2 separate regions of the Homo sapiens genome follow, and region 2 is linked to region 1. The links are chromatin loops, found by intact Hi-C in ENCODE. Cell type or tissue: IMR-90. All regions are shown on one strand. Each heading gives the region's core, and the rest is flanking DNA. Links, peaks and the distances in the headings are about the cores only. Region 1 overlaps RXFP1 (relaxin family peptide receptor 1). Region 2 has its middle 110 kb from the start of RXFP1.

The links. A loop is a pair of places that touch in the nucleus more often than their neighbours do. Peaks named below come from ENCODE experiments on the same cell type or tissue, not always from the same donor. Only the 100,000 strongest peaks of a DNase experiment are listed, where the experiment ranks them.
Region 2: a loop joins it to region 1, with 9 times the contacts of the local background. A loop is called at or near these places in 13 of 110 quality-filtered maps.

Annotation. Positions count from the first base shown.
Region 1 is chr4:158,619,493-158,632,316 of GRCh38, reverse strand. RXFP1 (relaxin family peptide receptor 1) reads right to left here. Exons shown (of 18, transcript NM_021634.4): 10 at 5,426-5,497; 11 at 3,608-3,679. Among named protein-coding and RNA genes, the nearest start is that of C4orf46, 46 kb to the left of the region's middle. RefSeq lists a silencer at 1,086-1,380. In IMR-90, for the core only: a CTCF peak has its summit at 7,220 (motif pointing right); a DNase peak (open chromatin) is centred at 7,236.
Region 2 is chr4:158,403,935-158,416,758 of GRCh38, reverse strand. No RefSeq gene overlaps it. Among named protein-coding and RNA genes, the nearest start is that of RXFP1, 110 kb to the left of the region's middle. In IMR-90, for the core only: a CTCF peak has its summit at 6,335; no DNase peak of the experiment used is centred there.

The sequences.
Region 1 (12,824 bases), core at 2,864-10,863:
GGACAATTTTTAGACTGAGTTTTTAAAACTAAAAATAAGTGGCTAATATAATGTGATAAATATTATAAACGTCTTTGCTGCAAACTGAACCTGGAGACTATTGCTGTTAGTTACATATTTATCGGTGAATTGTCAACAGATTGTTCTGATTAGACAACTGAAGGAATTACTCAAAAATTCCATCTCTTTCATAAAGAGTTGGAATCTCCTTCAATAGCTTACTGTACCTTAGGAGATGAAATCAAAACCGCATTGTGTGAGTGCAGTGGCACAAACGGCTCACTGCAACCTCCACCTCCCGGGCTTAAGCATGCTCCCGCCTCAGCCTCCTGAGTAGCTGGGACTACAGCCATATGCCACCATGCCCAGCTAATCTTTGTATTTTTGATAGAGACTGGGTTTCTTCATGTTCCCCAGGCTGGTCTTGAACTCCTGGGCACAAGTGATCATCCCGTCTCAGCCTCCCAAAGTGCTGGGATTACAGATGTGAGCCACTGCGCCTGGCCATAATGAACCTTTAAATATTCAAATGTCTTGCCATTGACTATGTTTCCAGTCTCCTTGCCTACCACTTTCTATCCAAAGTAACTTTTCACCATGACCCGAATGCACTTCAGTATTTTAATCCCCATGCTCTTCTTTCCCTCCTTGTGATCTCATATTCATCCTTCTAGACTTCATTCAAACGTCATTCCTCTGTTTAACCTCTGAGCCCAGGGAGGTTAAGTGTTTTGTCCTTTGTTCTCCTATGCATTCCTCTTGCACACTTCTAGTATAGCACATATAACACATATAGCACATATAACATCATACTACAACTGTTTCTGTACATATGTGCTTCCTTTCTGAAACGTGAGTTCTTTGAGTACAAGAACGATATCTATTCATCTGGGCTACCCAGTGCCTAGCTCAGTTTTGGACTAGCTGTTTTCTCCATCCCCAGTTAGAAGACTATGAATACACTGAGTCTATCTGCTTCATCTTTAGTAAAAGTGGGGCACAATTTCAGTTCCTTGTATAGGAAGCCAAGTAAAATATTGATCATATTAGTAAAGCAATGTGCAAATGGATTTAAAATGGTGCACTGGGATATTAAAATTCCAAATGTCTTGTTCAACAATTACTGGTGGGAGTGTGGGTTTTGTTATCAGAGCAAATCCTGGCAGATAGTTCTAACAGCATGAATCATGTAATGGGATAGTGTTGGCCCAGATCCCAAGTGACATTTGAAAGGGCCATTTTCTCAGCTTAAGTTTAGGAAAGTTAGGCTAAACTTAATTGGAGTCAAGGTCCATTTCTGAATGAACTCAGGAAACACCTTGTAAACTAGAGTAGTTGACTTTAAAAGCTCAAATTAAGTCACCCACGTGGCAAAGATTTTCTGTCACTAGAGCTACTTAAAGTCCTCTGTGACAAGTGAATCCTCTTTGTCCTCATTAACTCTGTTGGTGTGATGGAGCCTGGAGGGGCACAGAGTGTAGTTCAACCCTCTCTCAAAAGGACACTTTAGATATAGACTCATCCAATGAAAGCCATCGACTCTTAGAAAACATGCTATTTTTGTCCTGGTGAATCTGATTTTTCAGGTAAGTGTTTAATATGGGATTAGGTGCATTAAAGTCCACCTAATAATTAGCAAGACAAATTATTGGCCTTGGTCACCCTCTGCAGTTTGTATTATTCTTTCCTTTACTTCTGAACCTGGATTAGCATTGGTTATGCACTAAGCCCTTTGAGTTCATGTTCACTGTTGGTTATTGATATATAAAATCTGCACCTGACTGCCACCATGAAGGCTAGGATTTGAAGGAACTGTCCCTTGATATTCAGGTATGATTTCAAGTGGATGAAACAAGAAAAAGTATATAGTTAGTATTCCTTGACTAACTTGTATTCTAATGTCTAGATAATACTTTGGATCATCCAGCTGCATCTCCCCCTACTATTTAGACTACTTTCCTATGTGCTGATGATATGGTTCAATTATCACGTGCCAGGAGTTGCTACAACAGATGGTTGGGTCTATTTGTTTTTGAGATTTTCCTGCACATTTTGTGAATGATTGGTACTGACCACCAAAAGTGTTTCAGGCTACAGATAAAATGTTGGGTTTTTAATGGCTCATTCCCTGATGTTTTGGGGCAGAATGCAGGATTGTTACCTGAGAAACGTTCCTGCTCCTGGTACATGTATTCCCTCTACCTAGCATAAGGAAAAACACATTGTAACTTCTTGAGTGCCCAAGTAAGGTGTCCTGGTGTTATTTTCATAACATTCTAATTGTATTCTTTAATTTTTATGGAAAAGTTTTAATAAATCAGTGTTCTGTCTAGCTAATTGTCAAAACAAGTAGCTCTGTCCACATTCAGATTCTTTCCAGAAGATGGATACTACTTGGGCACAGTGGCTCAAGTCTGTAATACCAAAAGTATGGGAAGCTGAGGCGGGAGGATTGCTTAAGGCCAGGAGTTCTAGGCCAGCCCCAGCAACACAGAGACCCTGTCTCTACAAAAAATAAAAAAAAATTGGCTGGGCATGGTGGTGTGCTATAGTCGTAGCTACACAGGAGGCTGAGGTGGGAGGATCACTTGAGTCCAAGGAGTTCGAGGTTACGGTGAGCTATGATTGTACCATTGCACTTCAGCTTGGGCAACAGAGTGACACCCTGGTACTAGAAAAAAAGCAAACAAAAAATGAAAAGAAAAAAATTGACACTAAAATATAAAAAAATGGTCTGAAGGATAAGCACTTCATCCATTGTTCTACATCTATTTTATTCTGAAAATCAACTACAATGTACTTAGACCACGGGCTTTGGTTCATCATAGAATTGTTATAGTGCCCTTTAGAATTATGTCATTGGCATTAAAAAGGGGCATTATAAAAATAATTTATCTCTTCCATTATTATAGGTAGGAATATTATCCACAGTAGTGTCTAATTTCCTTATGGATACAAGATTATCCTTTGGTTTCAAATCAGCAAAGTGGTATCTTCTAATCTTATGGTCCCTGAATCCTAATCCTTTAGGAAACATAATAACAAATTTACTAGCCTGGCCAGCATGGTGAAACCCCATCTTTACTACAAATACAAAAATTAGCTGGGCATGGTGGGATGCACCTGTAATCCCAGCTACTCAGGAGGCTGAGGCAGGATATTTGCTTGAACCTGGGAGGCGGAGGTTGCAGTGAGCCGAGGTCATGCCACTGCACTCCAGCCTGGGAGACAGAGTGAGACCCTGTCTCAAAACAAACAAAACAAAAAACAAAAACAAAACAAAAAACCCCCCATAAATTTACCGTCCTTCTTTAGGAGTAGAACAGAGTGGTGTAGAATGTATTTTATTTATTAATTTTATACTGGCTTTATTATTTCTTTACAGCTGTGTTTCCTTTAACCCACTTTCCTCAAATATTTATATTTTTATTTTCCATATTTTTTGTATGCCATCTGAATTCCTTTGTGGCTTGAGGTGTATATATGTAAATAATGCTTAGAAAGAGGAGATAAGTAATATTTCTTAAATGTATAAACACATGTAAGTACAAGTGTGAAAAAACAGTAGAAAGAAAATTCTTATCAGTATATGTTCAGTCATACTTACAATTCATCCAGTTTCTGGAGAGGTGCAAAAGTATTTTCATTTAAGTGATTAATTTTGTTTTTCCTCATCACTCTGAAAGTAAAAAGAAAAATACATTGTAACTTCTTTAGGTAACCGACAAGAATTACTAAAGAGAGGAACGGTATGCAGAAACAAAGATAATGAATATACAGTACATTTTTCACATAAAGACATTTTGAAGTAGTATAAATTATCCAATTTAATTTTAATCCTAAATTTCTCAAATGTTTTGATGATGATAATAATAGAAATTCAAAATTTTAAGTGAAATAGGGAGGAAGAGCTTTGCACGAGAAATGGTGAAAACCCCAACTTTTGAGAATACAGACTGCATATCTTGCAACCAAGAGCATAGGAGCTGTTTTAGACTTGTCTTTTCAGTCTGCATAGCATGACTGTCTAACAAAATAGCCCACCCACCACAGCACTCCTACTCATTTGTTACTTGATGTGATTTCGGGCGGATCTGCCTAAGGAAGTCCACTCTTAGCTGAACCCCTTTAGAAGAATCTCTAATTTGGGATGCTGAATCAGTCTGTTTAACTCTTGACATTTCTGCACTGATCTCATGTGTTACCAGCTAGCCTAGAGGACCAACTCAGAACTAAGTTTTAAAGGGCTTTTAATTTTTTAAACATTGTATGACATGTCTTCAAATTGTCCTTTCCCATTTATTTCCTCACTGCACTCCAAACCATTACCACCATTTCCCAATATTCTTGGACCTTAAAAGCACAACACCTGCCAAGAGGAAATCCACAAATAATCTCTTAATACAGAGGTTTCCTTAAAAAATAAATACAAGTACAATAGAAAAGAAATTCTAAGTTTTTCAGATATCTATTTGTTCTGTGTCCTTCAGGTGCAATTTGGTTTCCTTTGGGCAATTACTATACACTATTTTGCATTATTTATATCAAGCACCCTGTACCTGAAGATTGCTGAACTCAGGAGGAGTTCAAACTGGAACTCATTGGAACCCATTGGAATGGGGGGAATTGGAGAAAACATATGGTAATATCAGTGGGAGCTATTGTATCGCCTATATACAGGGGTCCTGTGTAGTCTAGGATAATGGTTTTCAAATCATTCCTGTGGTAACACACAGTAAAAAATGTGTTTTATATTGGATCATAAAACACACACACACACACACACACACACACACACACACACACACACACCCTAAGGCTCATGAAACAATACATTTATTATCTGCATTGCAGTCTGATATAATCTATTCAATTAAATTCTGTTTCCCTTAAAAATGCTGACAAGGGTATAATAAATTGTGCTATATATTACTTTCATCACCTACTTATTAGTTGCAATCCATAGTTTGAAAAACATTCTGGTAAAATAAGCTGTGAATAGGAGAGTTGGATTTTTTTTTACTGAAGGAAGACCTAACATCCTTTACTTTTAACAGAAAATACCATGTGAATTTAAAATAGGCCAGAGATGCATAAGAAGGAATTACACTCATTAACACTTCAAGGTTTATCTTGATGTCCATAATTACATCCTCAAGGTTGTGAACATTCAGCAGTATTTTGTTTTTCATTTTGATTGTAACTATTTTTTCACAATTGTAAAGAAAAACTTAATTTATACCATAATAATTTGCAAAGGATAAACATTCTTATAGGCTAAGACTTCAATTTAGTGTTTCTCAAACTGAGATCCAACAACAGACTCTTGATGTTCTTTGGGATTTTTTTTCCATAAAATGGGTGTTTTTAAATTTTATTTGTAAGAAAAGATAATATTACTTCAAAAGCATAGCATATTACTTACAAAACAGTTAAATTACTGCAGGAAATAAAAGTCAAATTTCTTAAATTATGGATATGGTTGCCTTCAAGGTCCCTGGAACATAAAAATAAAACGATACAGCTAAATCTTAATCATGGAGAGAAATAAATTGGTTAAAATTATTTGCCTTCTAATAAAATATCTTTTCTTTACATACTGTTTATTTCATATAGACTCTCACTTGTAGCCATTTCTATTACAGCTGAAATTATATATATAAATATCTATATTATACACTTTTTTCTATGTTAAAGGTAAAAATGTTTTGCGTCCCATCTGTATCATGAGTGCATACGGGCATGTATATGAGAAATTGAAAAGAACAAGAAGTCAAATTGAAAACATTTGTTATGATAAACACCTAATTTATTAACCGATATTTCATAATGAACCATATGAAACATTTGTCCAAAGTTACCGATGGCATTTCCCTAAGTGGTGTGATTTTATTTTGCTACAGTCTGCATCAGATTCTATTATTGTTGCAAAAGCTGCTGCTGCCAAAACAATATTTAGCTCCTACCTTTCCAGCCTAATCACTCCCCAGAAAAAATCCTCAATAATCTTTTACTATTGGGAATACCCTTATTTGCTTTTTATATTGTCTCAAAGGCCAGCGCAGACAGAGAGCAAACAGCAGACTGCCTTAGGTTCTGCATCTCCAATTCAGAGAGCTGCATATATCTCTATCTCTACATCTATCTATCTATCTATCTATCTATCTATCTATCTATCTATCTATCTATCTATCTATCTATCTATATAGATATCTAAATATAATCCTCCTGGGGCTCCCTTGCTGTGTGATGCCTATGTCACCATAAACCTCCTTATGGTCTAAGCATAAAAATGTATCAAAATTTTTATGTTTTACTGTCTCTTCGTGGTTATCTTGAAGTTACTCTTTTATTGTTCCTCTTCTTTCATAAGTGAGTATATGGTGGAACTTTATAGAGCAGAGGAAGAGAGCTGAGGTTTAGGGATAGACTTTCAAAAGTAAATGCCGGCCCTTAAATCTATTCAGCCTCTTCTAACACTCAGCTTACTGGTCACCATGTAACATAAAGCTGTTCAGGAATAATTGTCACTAAAACATGTGAGCAGAAGTGTGATACAGCTATTAAAATCTGAAAGGAAACATGGAAAGTATTAATAGAAGTGCCTATACTCCACTGCCAACATGTGAGTCAGTTTTATTTTAGGTGCTGCATTAAAAATAGATGCTGACAAATCAAATATATCTGTAAAATCTGGAAGACCAGGATGTACGGTATCTAGAAATCAAGGCAATTGAAGAATATGGGGTGTTATTTATAACAAACAAAAACAAAATGAGAGATATATTTGAAGTCAGGCTATAGAATATATCAGGGGTTTTCTATGTTGCATTGGGTTGCAAAATTAGATTGACTGATCGAGGGACATAAAAAGTTTCAAATTTAAACCCAACTTAAACCTATCTAGCAATCTATGATATCCAGAGAAGTTGTTTCTTTTTACTACAGGTATTTAGCACAGACAATGTATCATATCTCTATAGTTTTGTAGACAGGATTTTTGTACTACATGGGATATTGTATTAGAATCTTAAATGTGGATTCTAGATCACCCTTCCAAATTTCTGTTATTCTATTAAGTTGGAAGCTAATCACTTATAGTGCTACTTTTTTTGGTCTTAGTTTTGGCCAAGGCTTTTGGTCTCTCATAATGTATGTTATCTGTGACAGGGACTGGCCATTTCCTTCTATTTGGTTGCTAATCATTACCCTGAATCTACCACCAGGTGGTGATGCTCTCTTAAGTCTCACAAAATGCGCTTAATGAGGTGAGTTGATGTTCCTATTTAGTTACTTACGTAACTGTTTTCTATTAGGCTGGCAAAAATATTTGTTAGTACTAATTTACTAATTTGTGAAAATCAAAAAGAGGCACATATTGGGGCACAAATTAGGACATTTGATTAAATTGGTAGTTTAATTTTGAATTTATTTTAACCTTGGGTTGTTTATTTACTGTTTTTCCCCCCTCCTGTGTTAATAATAAAAACATTTGGGGTCACATTTGTATGATGTGTTTCTATGGGCCTGTATATGAGCATACATATGAATATGTATATTTTCTTCCTAAAGTTAGGGGTTTTAGTCCTTGATAAGCAGGGATCTGGTTTGCAGCATACCTCTTAGCTGAAGCAAAAACAACAACAAAATCAAAATAACAACAAAAAATCTGTTTCTTGCTCCCTAGCTGCAAGCTTTAATGGAGTTAACGAAGGTTTTTTTATTTTTATTTCTATTTTTTACTGTGTTTAAACCACCACCCTTCCTATCTAATGAGCCTCTGAGACTAACCATTTTATTTTTCCCTTTATACCTGGTAGAATTGGATAAAAATGAAAACTTTGGTGGTTCTTCAATCTGAATAACAACAATAACAAAAGACAAAGACTATAATCTTGTCTATTCTCCCTCAACTTGTCCCTTAGTGGCATTCAAAACATGAAAATCTTACTCTCTATCTGCTTCCTCCTCTACCTTTTACATTTCTGGCTCCTATTTCACAGAGAAAACTGAGGTGATGAAGAAGGGAAAAGCCCTTGACTTGCTGCCTGACATCTGTAAACTTACCTGTATATGCACCTGGTCTCTTTCTAGTCTCAGAGGAAGAGATGACCCTTCTCCTGTTTTAGGCTAATCCCTCCATCTGTTTTCTTGAGTTTGGTTTGTGTATGTTTATGTCCTAAAATATATGGTCAATTTTGGTGAATGTTCTTTGGGCATTCTTTGCTTTCAAGTTCATATCTATTAGGATTAGGTGCACGTACATATAACAGAGACCCATCTATAATAGCATAAATACGCAGAGTTGTTGGGGTTTTTTCCCCCCAGGAAAAAAAAATCTAGAGTTGGGCAGTTCAGGGCTGATATGGTTGTTTTACAAAGTTGTTAGAAACCCAGGATCTTTCATATTCACTGATCACATGCCCTTGTCTTCATGGTACAAGATGTTGCTAAAGCTCAAGCCATCATATTCAGTTTTTTGTTTTCTGGATAAAGAAGGAAAAGAAAGGACTTGCATCTTTCTCTTTAAGGAGATTTTCCTGAAGTTCTACACTGTAATACTTCGACCTCCCTAGTCAGAACTTAAGACATATCCTATATGTGAATGCAGAGAAGTGTGGGAATGTAGTATTTTAGCTAGTTATGTTGCTGTCCCAAAGAAAGCAGTTCTGTTATTGAGAAGGGGCACTGAAGTTTGATATACACTGATTAGCATTAACTTACTAATTATGTTATTTATTTATTTTGGTTCTACTTGATCTTTTATGGAGTGAGAAGTAGTGGATTATCTTTTTTTTTTTTTTTTTTTTTTTTGAGATGGAGTTTCACTCTTGTTGCCCAGGCTGGAGTGCAATGGCACAATCTCGGCTCACTGCAACTTCTGCTTCCTGGATTCAAGTGATTCTCCTGCCTCAGCCTCCTGATTTGCTGGGATTACAGGCACCATGCTTGGCTAATTTTTTTTTTTTTTTTTGTATTTAGTAGAGACAGGGTTTCACCGTGTTAGTCAGGCTAGTCTCAAACTCCTGACCTCAGGTGATCCACCCGCCTGGGCCTCCCAAAGTACTGGGATTACAGGCATGCACCACCGCACCTGACCCAGTGGTGGATTATTTCTTACTGCTTATGTATGTCTACATTTTCTTTTGTTTTGGTTGCTATATTAATTTCTTTGGTGTGTATAGACTTATAATGTGATATCTTTTATTGGACATTGGCAGTTATAGCATTAAAATGTCATTGTGTTGTTTAATGCACATTGGCCAGAATTCCACCTACTTAGATAAAATATATGATGCCTGCTTTCTTTTGTTTGCAATTACATGACATACTTTTAAAAACTGTGTATACTTAAGGTATATAGCCTGTTTCGATATACAGTACATAGTAAACTGATTACTACAACCAAGCAAATTAACATACCCATCACCTTACATAGTTAATTTCTTTTATGGTAAGAGTGCCTGAACTCTACCCTTTTAGCAAATTTCCACTATACAATACAGTGTTATTAAACTATAGACATGCCATACATTAGATCTGTATGCTTATTCATCTCATAACTGTAATTTTGTACCCTTGAACCTACATCTCCTCATTCCCCCTGCCATGACCCATAGCCACGATTCTACTCTGTTTCTATGTGTTCAACTTAAAAAGAAATTCCACGTATAAATGAGATTACGCAGTATTTTTCTTTCTGTCTCTGGCTTATTTCACTCAGCATAATGTCCCCTAAGTTCACACATATTGTCAAAATGGCAGGATCTCTGTTTTAAGGCTGACTAGTATTCCATTGTATATATCTACCACATTTTCTTTATCCATTCAACTGTCATTGGACACTAAGGTTGACTAATATCTTGGCTATTGTGACTAATGCTGCAATGAACATTGGAGTGAAGATATCTCTTTGACATACTAATGGAATTTCCTTTGGATATATACCCAGAAGTGGGACTGCTGGATCATATGGTAGTTCTATTTTTAATTTTTTTTTTTATTTGAGATGGAGTCTTGCTCTGTCGCCCAGGCTGGAGTGCAGGGGTGTGATCTTGGCTCACTGCAACCTCCGCCTCCCGGGTTCAAGTGACTCTCCTGCCTCAGCTTCTTGTGTAGCTGGGATTACAGGTGCCTGCCACCATGCCCGGCTAATTTTCGTATTTTTAGTAGAGATGGGGTTTCATCATGTTGGCCAGGCTGGCCTCGAACTCCTGACCTCAAGTGATCCACCCACCTCTGCCACCCACAGTGTTGGGATTACAGGCGTAAGCCACCGCACCTGGTCCTATTTTTAATTTTTAGAGGAAGCTCCATATGTTTTCCATAATAGCTGTACTAATTTACATTCTCATCCACAGTGCACAAGAATTCCTTTCTAGCCACAACCTTGTCAACACTCGTCATCTCTTGTCTTTTTGATAATAGAGATTCTAACAGGTGTGAGGTGATACCTCATTGTGGTTTTGATTTGCATTTCTCTGATGATTAGTAATGTTGAACATTTTTGCATATGCCTGTTGGCCATTTTTAAGTATTTTTTGAGAAATATCTTCCCAGGTCTTCTTTCCCAGTCTTTTTCCTTTTAATAGGTGAGTTTAGCCTACTTATATTTATTGATATGATTAATATAGTTGGCCTTAGTCTGTTTTTTAAAAATATTATTACACGATTCCATAGGTTTAAAAAACTTTCACCTCAGGTTTTTTTTGTGTCTAATATTTATCTTAACCTAATGGTGTTTTAAAAAATTTATTTCTTATGATATTTACAAAGCTTTGTATATTCTATTGGCAATCTTTGTAACTTTACTCAATGCACTATACCTTCTTTCTTTTGATGATACTAAGAAATGATAAAATTTGTGTACATTGTCTTCCTCTCTGCTCCTCTGCCTCTCTTTACCATACAATATTGGTTAATTACATGCTTTTTATTAGTGTTCACCTTGGGAATACCACTGTCTATCTAATCTATGGATTTGTCCGTTGTTGTTGTTTTTTCCAGAGACAAGTCTCCCTCTGTTGCCCAGGCTGGAGTGTAGTGGCACAATCATAGCTCATTTAAGCCTTGATCTCTCAGGCTCACGCTATCCTCCCACTTCAGCCTCCTGAGTAGCTGGGACTGCCTACAGGTGCATGCTACCATGCTCAGGTAATTTTTATTTTTTATTTTTTTTTTGAGACAGAGTCTCACTGTCGCCCAGGCGGGAGTGCAATGGTGTGATCTCAGCTCACTGCAACTTCCACCTCCAGGATTCAAGTGATTCTCCTGCCTCAGCCTCCCGAGTAGCTGGGATTACAAGTGCCCACCACCACGCCCAGCTAAACGCTCAGCTAATTTTTTAAAAAAAATTTTAATAGAGACAGAGTCTCACTATGTTGCCCAGGCTGGTCTCAAACTCCTGAGCTCAAGGGATCCTCCTGCCTCGGCCTCCCAAAGTGTTGGGATTATAGGTGTGAGCCACCATGCCCGGCCAAAGATTCATCAGCTTTAAATGACATCCTTTGACTTTTAGCTATTTCTCTTTACAGTTCTATTGTTTTCACTTTATGTATTTTGAAACTGTTTACTCATTTAAGATTATCACATATTTTTGCTTAATTGATCTTTTTATTATTATATGATATCGCTCTTTATCCCTGGTGATAGTCCTTGTTCTGAAATCTTTTTCGCCAATATTACCATAGTCCTTCTGGCTTTTAAAAAAAAGTTGTTTTTCTTGTCTTTGTTTTACAGTGTATAATGTTTCTGTTTTCTCTGATTGCCTTAAGATACTTTTCTTTATCTTTGGTTTTCAGCAGTTTGACTATAATTTATCTAGTTTTTCTTGACTTCTGCATGGATTTTTCTGAGGTTCTTAGATTTCTGGTTTGTTGCATTATATTAATGTAACAAAATTCTTGGCTATTATTTCTCCAGCTTGTCTTCTGTCCTGTTCTTCCTCTATTCTTTTTCTGTGACTCCATTTACACATTTGTTAGACAATTGTATTATCCTGCAGCTTTTGGATTCTGTTTTGCCTTTATTTTTGTCTCTTTTTCTTTCGTTTCAATTTGAAAGCTTTCTATGACATATCTTCAAGGTTGTTGATTCTTTCCTTAGCTGTGTTCATTCTGCTGCTAAGGCTGTTGAAATAATTTTTTGTTTCTCTTTTGTAGTTTCCATCTTTTTGCTGACATTTTCTTTATGTTCGTGCATATTATCCATCTTTCCACTATATTACTTAACTTATTAATCATAAGCATTTTAATGTCTCTGTTTGGAAGTTGTAAAATCTGAGTTATTGCTGGTTCTGGTTCTGTTGATTGCTTTATAATTTGACATGAACTTCTTTTTCCTTATGCTTTTGGGGATGGGGCTGTCTCAGCTTTGCTGTTCCCCCTTCTCCAGAAGCCAAACTCTCATAAGAGCATTTCCTGCCGTGATACAAATGGGCACTACCCACTGCTTTGATCAGTGCAAGATCCTGGGCTGGAGTGGTTTTTTTTTTTGTTGGTACCCTGGGGCAGAATGCTCTAGTTTCTATTCCTCCTATGGAAGTAATGGACCTTTGCCTGGTCCCTGGGTGCAGGAGGATTTTCTGTCCCACTCCCAAAGGCTTGATGCTTTTGTTCCCTGAGACGGGTGAGTTTAGAGAAGAAGGTGGAGTTTTGTGTTGTGCTACCAATGAGGGCTCTGTCTGGTTTCCTTACCTACTCCTAGTTTTTCTTGTGGTTGGTGGAGATCAGTGAAAAAGAGCCTGTTAAAGATAGCTAAATCCCCTTGCATATGGGGTTCCCAGTTCTTTTAAAGCACTATAGTAGCCCACACTTAAGCTTACA
Region 2 (12,824 bases), core at 1,880-9,879, 210 kb after region 1:
GTATCAAGCACCATCTCAGACCACAGTGGAATAAAACTGGAAATCAACTGCAAAAGGAACCTTCAAAACCACACAAACACATGGAAATTAAATAACCTGCTCCTGAATGAGCGTTGGGTCAAAAACAAAATCAAGATGGAAATTTAAAAATTCTTCAAACTGAAAGACGATAATGATACAACCTATCAAAACCTCTGGGATACAGCAAAGGCAGTGCCAAGAAGGAAGTTCATAGCCCTAAACACCTAAATCAAAAAGACGGAATGAGCACAAGCTGACACTCTAAGGTCACACCTCAAGGAACTAGAGAAATAAGAACAAACCAAACCTAAACCCAGAAGAAAGGAAATAATCAAGATCAGAGCAGAACTAAATGAAATTGAAACAAACAAAAAAAATACAAAAGATAAACGAAACAAAAAGCTGGTTCTTTGAAAAGATAAACAAAATTGATAGACCATTGGAAAGATTAACCAAGAAGAGAGAAAATCCAAATAACTTCACTAAGAAATGAAACAGGAGATATTACAACTGACACCACTGATACACAAAAGATCATTCAAAGCTACCATGAACACCTTTACACACATAAACTAGAAAACCTAGAAGGGATGGATAAATTCCTGGAAAAACACAACAGACCAATAACAAGCAGTGAGATTGGAATGGTAATTTAAAAATTACCAGCTGGGCATGGTGGCTCATGCCTGTAATCCCAGCAATTTGGGAGGCAAAGGTGGGCAGATCACCTGAGGTCAGGAGTTTGAGACCAGCCTGACCAATATGGTGAAACCCCGTCTCTACTGAAAATACAAAAATTAGCTGGGTGTGGTGGTGGGCTCCTGTAGTCTCAGCTACTCGAGAGGCTGAGAGAGGAGAATTGCTTGAACCTGGGAGGAAGAGGTTGCAATGAGCTGAGACCGTGTCACTGCACTCCAGCCTGCATGACAAAAAAAAAAAAAAAAAAAAAAAATTACCAACACAAAAAGTCCAAGACCAGATGGATTCACAGCAGAATTCTACCAGACATTCAAAGAAGAATTGGTACCAATCCTTTTGACACTATTCCACAAGATAGAGAAAGAAGGAACCCTCCCTAAATCATTCTATGAAGTTGGCATCACCCTAATACCAAAACCAGGTAAGAATCAAAAAAGAAAACTACAGACTGATATCCTTGGTGAACATAGATGCTAAAATCCTTAACAAAACACTAGCTAACCAAATCCAACAACATATCAAAAAGATAATCCACCATGATCAAGTGGGTTTCATACCACAGTTGTAGGGATGGTTTAACATATGCAAGTCAATAAATGTGATACACCACATAAACAGAATTAAAAACAAAAATCACATAATCATTTCAACAGATGCAGAAAAAGCTTTCGACGAAATCCAGCATGACTTTGTGATTAAAACGCTCAGCAAAATTGGCATACAAGGGACATACCTTAATGTAATAAAAGCCATCTATGACAAACCCACAGCCAACATAATACTGAATGGGGAAAAGTTGAAAGCATTCCCTCCGAGAACTGGAACAAGACAAAAATGCCTACTCTCACCACTCCCGTTCAACATAGTACTGGAAGTCCTAGCCAGAGCAATCAGACAAGAAGACATAAAGGACATCCAAATCAGTAAAGAGGAAGTTAAACTGTCACTGATTGCTGACAATATGACCATTTATCTTGAAAACCCTAAGGACTCCTCCAGAAAGCTCCTAGAACTGATAAAAGAATGCAGCAAAGTTTCCGAATACAAGACTAATGTATACAAATCACTAGCTCTTCTATACACCAACAGCAACCAAGCAGAGAATCAAATCAAGAACTCAACCCCTTTTACAATAGCCGCAAAAAATTAAAATACTTAGTAATATACCTAACCAAGGAGTCAAAAGACCTCTACAAGGAAAACTGCAAACCACTGCCGAAAGAAATCATAGACAACACCAACAAATGGAAACACATCCCATGCTCATGGATGGGTGGAATCAATATTGTGAAAGTGAACATACTGCCAAAAGCAATCTACAAATTCAATGCAATCCCCATCAATATACCACCATCATTCTTCACAGAGTTAGAAAAAACAATTCTAAAATTCATATGGAACCAAAAAAGAGCCCACATAGCCAAAGCAAGACTAAGCAAAAAGAACAAATCTGGAGGCATCATACTATGTGATTTCAAACTATAGTATAAGGACATAGTCACCAAAACAGCATGGTATTGGTATACAATTAGGCACACAGACCAATGGAACAGAATAGAGAACCCAGAAATAAACCCAAATACTTGCAGCCAACTGATCTTTGACAAAGCAAACAAAAACATTAAGTGGGCGAAACGACACCCTTTTCAACAAATGGTGCTGGGATAATTGGCTAGCCACCTGTAGGAGAATGAGATTGGATCCTCATCTCTTACCTTATACAAGAATCAACTCAAAATGGATTAAGGACTTAAACCTAAGACGTGAAACTATAAAAATTCTAGAAGATAACATTGGAAAAACCCTTCTAGACATTGGCTTAGGCAAGGGTTTCATGACCAAGAACCCAAAAGCAAATGCAATAAAAAGAAAGATAAATAGCTGGGACCTAATTAAACTAAAGAGCTTTTGCATGGCAAAAGGAACAGTCAGCAGAGTAAACAGACAACCCACAGAGTGGAGAAAATCTTCACAATCTATACATCGGACAAAGGACTAATATCTAGAATCTACAGTGAACTCAAACAAATCAGTAAGAAAAAACCAAACAATCCCATCAAAAAGTGGGCTAAGGACATGAATAGACAATTCTCAAAAGCTATACAAATGGCCAACAAACATAGGAAAATATGCTCAACATCACTAATGATCAGGGAAATGCAAATCAAAACCACAATGCGGTACCACATTACTCCTGCAAGAATGGACATAATCAAAAAATTAAAAAAACAGATGTTGGCATGGATGTGAACAGGGAACACTTCTACACTGCTGGTGGGAATGTAAACTAGTACAGCTGCTATAGAAAATAGTGTGGCGATTCCTTAAAGAACTAAAAGTAGAACTACTATTTGATCCAGCAATTCCACTACTGGGTATCTACCCAGAGGAAAAAAATTCATTATTTGAAAAAGATCCTTGCACACGCATGTTTATAGCAGCACAATTCACAATTGAAAAATCGTAGAACCAACCCAAAGGCCCATCAATCAACAAGTGGATAAAGAAACTGTGGTGTATGTATGTGTGTGTGTGTATGTACGTGTGTGTGTGTATGTGTGTGTGTGTATGTATATATATATATATATATATATATATATATATATATATATATATATATATGATGGAATACTATGCAGTCATAAAAAGGAATGAATTAATAGCACTTGCAGTGACCTGGATGAGATTGGAGACTATTATTCTAAGTGAAGTAACTCAGGAATGGAAAACCAAACATCATATTTTCTCACTGATATGTAGGAGCTATGCTATGAGGATGCAAAGGCATAAGAATGATACATTGGACTTTGGGGATTTGGGGGGAAGAGTGGGAGGGAGGTGAGAGATAAAAGACTACAAATATGGTGCACTGTATACTGCTTAGGTGATGAGTGCACCAAAATCTCACAAATCACCACTAAAGAACTTACTCATGTAACCAAATACCACCTGTGCCCCAATAACTTACGGAAAAACAATTAAAAAATATGTTCCTCCTTCTGTTTGAGAATTAAGCTATATATTTGAGGGCATTTCTCCTCATATTCTGATCAGTAACTTGGTTTTTTGGCAGAACAGTTTATATTGTTGTCCTACCCCAGGACCCAAATTTAACATTTCCAGATCCAAATACATTATTCTCCTCCCTAAACCATCTCTTCCTTTTCTCTTCCTTAACTCTATTTTACCATCCTCTCACAATCAACATTTCAGTCATATTTGACTTCTTTCACATGTCTCTTTCTCCCCAAACTCAAGAGTTCTGAAGATTTTATCTACAAAGTGCCTCAAGAATCTCTTTTCCACAGCTACTGTACAGCCTTATGCTAGGTCTTCATTATTGTCCTCTGACTATTGCAACAGCATACAACTTTTCTTCCCTTCTTTCATTCCTCCCTTTTCTCCTCATCATATATAGTCTCAGCCAGTTTGGTCTTCTTAAAATGCAGTCTTGAATCTATAAGTTTTAAAGAACTCAGTTAACATAATTACTTTTTCAGAGAAACATTGATAAACTGAGAAGACAAATCAGTAGTTACCAATCACTAATCATTTGCCACTGGGTGATTTTTTTTTATCTGACATGGAGCTGGAGAGTAGTCCTGCATCCAGGAGTCTCAATTGTAAATATCCTTCATAATAATGCCAGCCCACTGGGATATAATGTTAAGATAATGTTGGGATATAAGGGGGACATATGGAATTAGAGCTACAAGATTTGTGTCTCTCTGACCCCAAAGAAATGTGCATTTCTAACCTTCTCAAGAGTAGTTCTTCATGACAATTTTATATTTAACATAGTGAAATAAATAGAAAACCATAAAATTACAATCATACAATACACTGGAGTAAATGGGGGGATCTGGAGGAATCTCCGTGGTGCTTAGTGAAAAATTTTATTACATTTATTTTATATGATATATACTTTTTAGTTGTTACCAATTGAACATGATTAAAATTTACAAATAGAATCTTCCAAGGTTTTTAATAAAAAACTCATATTTGCTTCCATGAACATAACATTTTGTTATTAGGTCTTATGTTCTCAATGGCTATAGTAAATTCCTTATTAATGATTTCAGATGATGATTACTTTGTTTATAGCTACCATCAAATAAATTTTGTTCACATAGCCATGTAATTTAAAAAATTAAAACCATTTTTTTCAGCCATTCAAGTTGTTTGTAACAGCTGAAACTGTATTTAAAGAAGACCCCATTTTCTCCCTCAGAGATGAAACTTTGAAATTATCTTTAATATTAATAGATTTTGAATCCACATGAAATTTTTTATGTCACAATTTTAAAATAATGACAAGGCTCTAATTGTCAGAATGTAGGTGCACCTGAAGCTAGCTGGAATCAGAAAAGGAACAAGTTAAGCCACAAACCCATATGTGTTACAAAAACTGAAGGCAGAGATTCAGAGCTACTCCTTGGGTGGTGCCTGCCAAAAACAGTCTCCCTGGCCTCCTGCCATTCTTACCTCCTGCTAGTATACTTACGGCTGCCTGCTGAGCTCCTTGGGCATCTGGAACATGCACTCCTTCAGCAGCTCTGCAGGCACCTTGTCCATTATGAATAGCAATTCATGCTGCAGATGGCTACTGGAAGAGATGCCCAGGTGCTAGAGTACCACACACTGTGCTGAGTGAATGGTGGGGAAGCAGCAAGAAATAAATGTAGCCCAGTATGCTCACTGCCTTCAGCCCTGGACAGAAATGCTCATTGCCCAAGGCAGCTGGTCTAGGAGCTCTGACTGCGACCATGCTGCCCTGCAGGCTTGGAGGATGAATATCTCAGCATACCTGAACCCTTTTCCATATACCAGTACAATGGCTTGCTTTGACACAGGAGTTGGAAGGCACTGCTATAGAGCTCTCTCTCTCATCTAAATAAAACCCTCTCATGGCTGCATGGATTAGGGCATCCTGTCAAGGAATATTTTCTTATGCTGGACTGGATAATTTTGGATCAGTCTCAGGCTTTTCATCCTGAACCTGCAAAAATAAACCTCACTCTCACCTCACTAGAGATGATTCCCTTGATTAAGAATCAACTTCACACCATGGAAATCATGGTCACTCTCATGTTCCCTGATACCTTAACCAAACTGACCTTCAGCACATTCACATATGCATCTTATATCTCTTAATCAGGACAACTTGTGTGGTGCTTGTTCGCGTTGACTCATTTAAGTTGGGCACTATATTTCCCAGGATAAGTTGCCCTGTGTGGCTTATGAAGAACTCAGGTGAGAATCAAAAAGCAAAAGTGAAGTAGTGGCCATTACTCTCTAAAGGTGGTTTTAGTCGTAGAAGGTAATGAAAACATGTAGAGGTGCCTAGCGGGTTCCCACTTGCTCTGGCTCTCTTCTGATTTGTATCTAGCTCCTCAACTGTTGGTCCTGTTGACCAACATCAGCCTCTGGGCAGCCTCCAGATGTTTGTGCACTCTCAGATGTGCTAGCTTCACATTAACAACAGCTGTCTATATACCTCCCTATGAACTCCGCTTCCCAGTCTCATTTGCTGTGCTGGACATGGGTTCTTAAAAGGACTGCCGAGTGTCTTTTCTGATCCTCCAACTCCCTCTTCTGGATCTTCATTTTCCCAGCTCCTCCTACAATTAAGACTGAACTCCTGTGACAAGTGATTCCACAACAATCATGGGGACTCTGCTCCCTGTCCAAATCCGGTCTCACTCATCTTGTTTCCCATGGACCTCTATTTCTCTAACTTTCTGGACTCCATTCTTTGTCCAACCTGTGCTTTTCACCAGAAATACTTTTTTCTCTTCATTAATGATAGAAGAATTCGTATCCATCCTTTGAGGATTTATTTCCATTACCAATTCTAAACTCCACCTGGTCATTCCAACTGGAGACAATTTCTCATTTGAATTCTTGCACATTAACACTTTTTATGGGTTTCCTCTCACGGTGTTTTATAGTAAGTCATTTTGTTCTTCCTAATAGAAAGCAAATCTCTTCAAAGACAGAAATCATGAGTGAAGCCCCTTGTACCCTAACACGATACACCCCTACCCTAACATATTTAGTATTCAACGAATGTTTGTTGACTTGAATTTAAACATACATAAATAAGCTCTTGAGAAAGTTAGTGATTTCGCCTAAGGTTATAAAGGGAATTCAGTTAATATATTAAAAATATTTGAGGAAAGACAGGCGTGGTGGCTCATGCCTGTAATCTCAGTACTTTGGGAGGCTGAGGTGGGAGGATCACTTGAGCTCAGGAGTTGGTGATTGCAGTGAGCTATGATGGCACCACTGCACTCCAGCCTGGGTGACAGAGTGAGACCTTCTCTCAAAAATAAATAAAAATTAAAAGTATTTGAGGACAATTTCGTATTCTTGAACAGGCAAGGATCAATAAAATAATAAATGAACATATGTTCTCAATGTGCCAAACTAAAACTTTTATAATGTAGTTCAGAGAATGCTGAGTGGAACATTTATTTTCCTTTCTTCAAAAACAATGCCAAAATAATTTTGTAATTAAGCTCATGGTCGTTGAGACTCAAATGATTTTCAATCTGTGTTGTCGTTAAACCAGGTGTATTAGTCCGTTTTCACACTGCTGATAAAGACATTCCCGAAACTGGGAACAAAAAAAGGTTTAATTGGACTTACAGTTCCACATGGCTGGCGAGGCCTCAGAATCATGGCGGGAGGTGAAAGGCTCTTCTTACACAGCGCTGGCAAGAGAAAATGAGAAAGAAGCAAAAGCGGAAACCCCTGATACACCTATCAGATCTCATGAGACTTATTCACTATCACGAGAATAGCACGGGAGAGACTGGCCCCCATGATTCAATCACCTCCACCTGGGTCCCTCCCACAACCTGTGGGAATTCTAGGAGATACAACTCAAGTTGAGATTTTGGTGGGCATACAGCCAAACCATATCACCAGGGAACTCATCTATATTTTTCTGCAAGTGAAATTTTACACGAAATTCGAATACCTTAAAATAGATAAAAGTAGTGCAGACAAGGCAGGCGCAGAGGCCAAACCTGTCCTTTGCTTCTTTTTCCCCACCAATCCATGGCCTGTTAGGCACCTCTGGGGAGGTGATCTAACGGGATGATTAGCTTCTTGGTACAAAACTCTTTTGGTTTATTATTTTTCTTTTTTTTTTCTTTCTTTCTTTCTTTTTTTTTTTTTTTTTTGAGACGGAGTCTCGCTCTGTCGCCCATGCTGGAGTGCAGTGGCGCGATCTCGGCTCACTGTAAGCTCCGCCTCCTGGGTTCCCGCCATTCTCCTACCTCAGCATCCAGAGGAGCTGGGACTACAGGCCTCCGCCACCACGCCCAGGTAATTTCTTTTTTTGTGTATTTTCAGTAGAGACGGGGTTTCACCGTGTTAGCCAGGATGATCTCGATTTCCTGACCTCGTGATCTGCCCGCCTCGGCCTCCCAAAGTGCTGGTATTACAGGCGTGAGCCACCGTGCCCGGCCGGTTTATTATTTTTCTTTTGTATTTTATAGTATCCCTTTTCCTCCTTCTCCTAATACCCTAATTCTCCTGCGCTCTCTCCTCCAATTAAGTTTCCTTTGTTTAGGGTTTTTTACTTATCTATATGAAATCTTTTACTTATTTATTTGATTGTGTTTCAGGACCTCCTGAAACACAATTTAAAAATTTCCACAACAGCATTTTTATTTCTGAGGATTAAATCTTGTGTAAATGTGTCCGGAATTGGTGGGTTTGCCCCGCGGGGAGGCAGCTAAGGCCCGGCGAGAAATTGAGCGCCCCGCCGGTGGGCCGGCACTGCTGGGGGACCCAGCACACCCTCCGCAGCCGCTGGCCCGGGTGCTAAGCCCCTCATTGCCCGGGGCCAGCGGGGCGGCCGGCAGCTCAAGTGCGAGGCCCGCCAAGCCCACGCCCACCCGGAACTCCAGCTGGCTCGCAAGCCGCGCAGCCCCGGTTCCGGCTCGCGTCTCTCCCTCCACACCTCCTTGCAAGCTGAGGGAGTCAGCTCCGGCCTTGGCCAGCCCAGAAAGGGGCTCCCACAGTGCAGCCGTGGGCTGAAGGGCTCCTCAAGTGCCACCAAAGTGGGCGCCAAGGCCGAGGAGGCTCCGAGAGCGAGTGAGGGCTGTGAGGGCTGCCAACACGCTGTCACCTCTCATAAAGACATATGTTAGACATGCAGAACCTCAGGCCCCATCCTGGACCTACTGAATTGGAATCTGCCTTTTAGGAAGATTCCTAGGTGATTCTTCTATACTCTAAAGTTTGAGAATCACTGCTTTAGAGGATTTGGGGGATATTAGGATAGAAAAAGGGAGACAATGTGAATTTATATATGATAGGCTTGGGAAATAATATTGAATAAATTATATATGTAAGGAAAAGTTGTGCTGGATGCTCCTTTCCTGTATGATTCTGGGTTAGAGTTGGGCACAGGAGAAATGTATGTGACATTTGGAGGGCAGAGGAGGCAGCAGGCAATGGCACTCAGAAGGTTCATTGTAGGGTTCTATGTATATGGCCAATGATCTGCTGATTTGCTTCTTTGGGGCGGGCAGCAGCAAGACCTGCAGCTTCATCTGCATCAATGTCTGCATCTGTGTCAGATCTTGCTGGGTCCCCTCCTCCAGCTTCTCCAAGTCCAGGGCCAGGCACCTGCGCAGCCCCACAGTGAAAGGCACCAGATTCCTGTAGGTCACCACTGTTGCAGTATGGACAGGGATATTCCTGCATGTTTCTGTTTGTCCTCTTGGGTTTCAGTTTGTTTTTGTGAGTTCCTGTTGGCCTTCGTGGATTCTAGTTTTTCCTCGATTTCTCCAGCTTTGTAGCCAAGTTTATTTTCCTATCTCTTGGCCTACCTGACCTGTAGCAACTTCAGACTCACTGCCAGGTGCAGAGGTAAGAGACTTGCAGAAAGACCTCTCCATCAGCTCTTGCCTGAGGTTCCTGGTTTGTGACTTTTTTTTTTTCTAATTCTCTAAAATGCTTTCTTCTGGAGTTTTATTTCCCCAGCTTCTCAAACAATTTTAAAGTTTAAACTTTTTAATAAATCCCTTCTTCTGTGTCCATCTTTGTGATCCTCCTCCTCTGATTAAGCTCTAATGGATACACTTACTGATTCTGCTAATGATTTCCCACCTTCTTTCAGATGTGGCTGATTGCACGTTACCTTATAGATATGATTTGACTGTGTTACCACCCAGTCTCATCTCAAATTTAAATCCCCACGTGTGAGCGGAGGTGCCTTGTGGGAGGTGATTGGATCATGGAGGCATATTTTCCCCATGTTGTTCTCTGTCTCAGCATAAGTGTTTCCTTATGCCTTAAAAAGGAGATTTACTTTTTCTAAAAGAACTGTCAAAGTTTGATATGCTAAAAATAGTTTTTATTTTTTGGTTTCTTGATGAGGCACACAGGATAGCCAAGATGCTACTTACTGCCTTTCTTTAGTAAATTTCATATAGGTAAGTAGAAAACCCTAACCAAGGAGAACTGAATCAGAGGTGGGAGCTCAGGAGAAGTAAGCTATTAGGAGAAAGAGGAAAAGGGATATTGGGAAATATAATAAGATAGTAATAAACCAAAATAATTTCACACCAAGAAACAAATAATCCCATTAGATCAGCCTCTCATATTTTCCTGTAGCTACATTTTTTGGTTAACCTTTCAAATTAACCAAATGTGAGTTTAACATAATTGGAAGACACAGATTCATTTTTTCCTATTTTAGTTAATGTCAAATTTGGCCAGAAAAATGAGGCCATTCTTACTCCTTCATATGAAATATTCTGTTTTATATCTCAGGAGTCTTCTTGTACCTTAAACTGAGTTATATGGTTGAAAAAAATAGCTTCCCTTCTTCATAATGTAGTCTATTTAATCTGCAGCCCACTATTAATGGCCTTTGGAATTCATTCATCTTTTCCAAATTTTCTTTTCTATCCTTCACTAGGGTATGAAGAAACCCATGTCTTCAGCCGGGCGTGGTGGCTCATGACTGTAATCCTAGCACTTTGGGAGGCCGAGGGGGGTGGATTGCCTGAGCTCAGGAGTTTGAGACCAACCTGGTCTCTACTAAAATACAAAAAATTAGCCGGGTGTGGCAGCGTGCACCTGTAATCCCAGCTACTCGGGAGGCTGAGACAAGAGAATCATTTGAACCCAGGAGGTGGAGGTTGCAGTGAGCAAAGATTGTGGCATTTCACCCCAGCCTGGGTGACAGAGTGAGACTCCCTCTCAAAAACAAACAAACAAAAACAAAAGAAAACCAAACCCGTGTCTTCAGGTGTAAGCTTATTTTATTTTAGTTTTTAGAATAAGTCCTAACTTTTTTTGCACTAGCCTTGTCTATTTCAGGCAGGTGCCCTGGGAATCATACTGTTAATATTTTCCAGATTTTTATACTGGAGTCATACAGAATGTATGAATCTCACTACTTTCAATCAAGGCAACATTGCTGGTGTTACTAGAAGACTTGTTGGTATACCGTGTCCCTCTGCTTGAATGAGGGCTCCATGAAGGGAGAGACTTTGGGTTGTTCACTGTTGTATCCTCAGTGCCCAGACAGTTCATGGCACACAGTAGGTGTTCAGTCAAGATTTCCCCTTTTTTGCCACACATGCTTTTAAATACATAGCCTTAAAACAATTGCTCACAGCTTATTGAAGGGAATCAGGAGATGCTTTGTGGAGGGTTTAATGTTAAATCACCCTTGTATCACGTGTTGCTTCTTAACCTGATTTGTGTGACTCAGTGCAGTGCTCTTAATGTGTCTGTTGCCTGAATTATGACTGTTTGCATTTTTCCCTGTGGTAGGCTGAATAGTGCCCCTAGCCCAGATGTCCATATCCTAACTTGTGGAACCTGGAATGTTACCTTATATGACAGAAGGATTTTGCAGATAGGGTTAAATTGTGATTCTCGAGATGGGAAGATTTGCCTCAATTATGCAGGTGGGGCTGATGTAATTACAGGGACCTTTATAAGAGCGAGGCAGGAGATCACAGTGAGTAGCAGGAAATGTGGCTATGAAAGTGAGAGGTTGGAGTGATGCAGCCACAAGCTAAGGAATGCTGGTGGCATTTGGAAACTGGAAGAGGCACAGAATGGAATTTTCTCCTGGAGCCTCTAGAAGGAACCAGCCCTGCCAGCACTTTGATTTTAATCGTCTGAGACTCCATTTGGAATTCTGACCTCTAGAACTGTAAGATAATAAATTTGTGTTCTTTTAAGCCACTAAGTTTGTGGTGATTTCTTAAAACAGCAACACAAAAATGAATACATTGACAATGTTTTTCATTTGTGGCAAATGGCTTCTTTATTTTGGGGTGATCTTTAAAATTTTTTGCCATTATTTAGCTGTCTTTAAATTTGAATGTGAAATAGAATTTTGTCAAGTTAACAATGCATTATTGATTTTGCTTCTATCTTTGTACATTATTTTGAGATTCTTTAAAGTTTGATGAAGGTAATTTCACAAAAAACTGAATCTAGTTTACTTAGACAACTTAGAATACGTTAGGTAATTTTTAAATTTAGGGACACATCTTTTTATATATTTATAAGTCACTTCCATAATGACTTTTCATTCATTACCTCATTTATTCCTCACAGCAACCCTTCAAAAGTAGTGTTAACCTTCTCTCATTCTACAGGTGAAGAAAGTAGTTTAGAGAGTATAATTTATTTTGCTCAGGGTCATCCAATTAGTAGATAAAAGAGAAGATATTTGACTTCAAATCTGCCTCTGAAAGATAGGCACTTGTTGCATTATTTTATTCTTAGCCCATTGGTAAAAAATATCTTAAATTAGTAAGGTGAGCTTTGCCTATGTTGTCTTTTGTTTGAGAAACTAGAAAGTATTGGCAATTAGAATCTGCATTCTCCCTGTTAGGAGAGAGTGGACAGTCTCTGAACTGGGACCCTCACGTGCCTGTGTTTGTTGAGGTTTGGATTGTATCTACCGGTCTGAGTTAGATTCAAGGATGTCAATAGAGTGTAGCAATAGTCAGCAATTCACATTCATGGAGCAGCCAAGTCAGATTAGATAGTTGATAAGGAACAAGGGAGTTAAGCCATAAGAATAAATATTTACCCATTAGACCAACAAATAA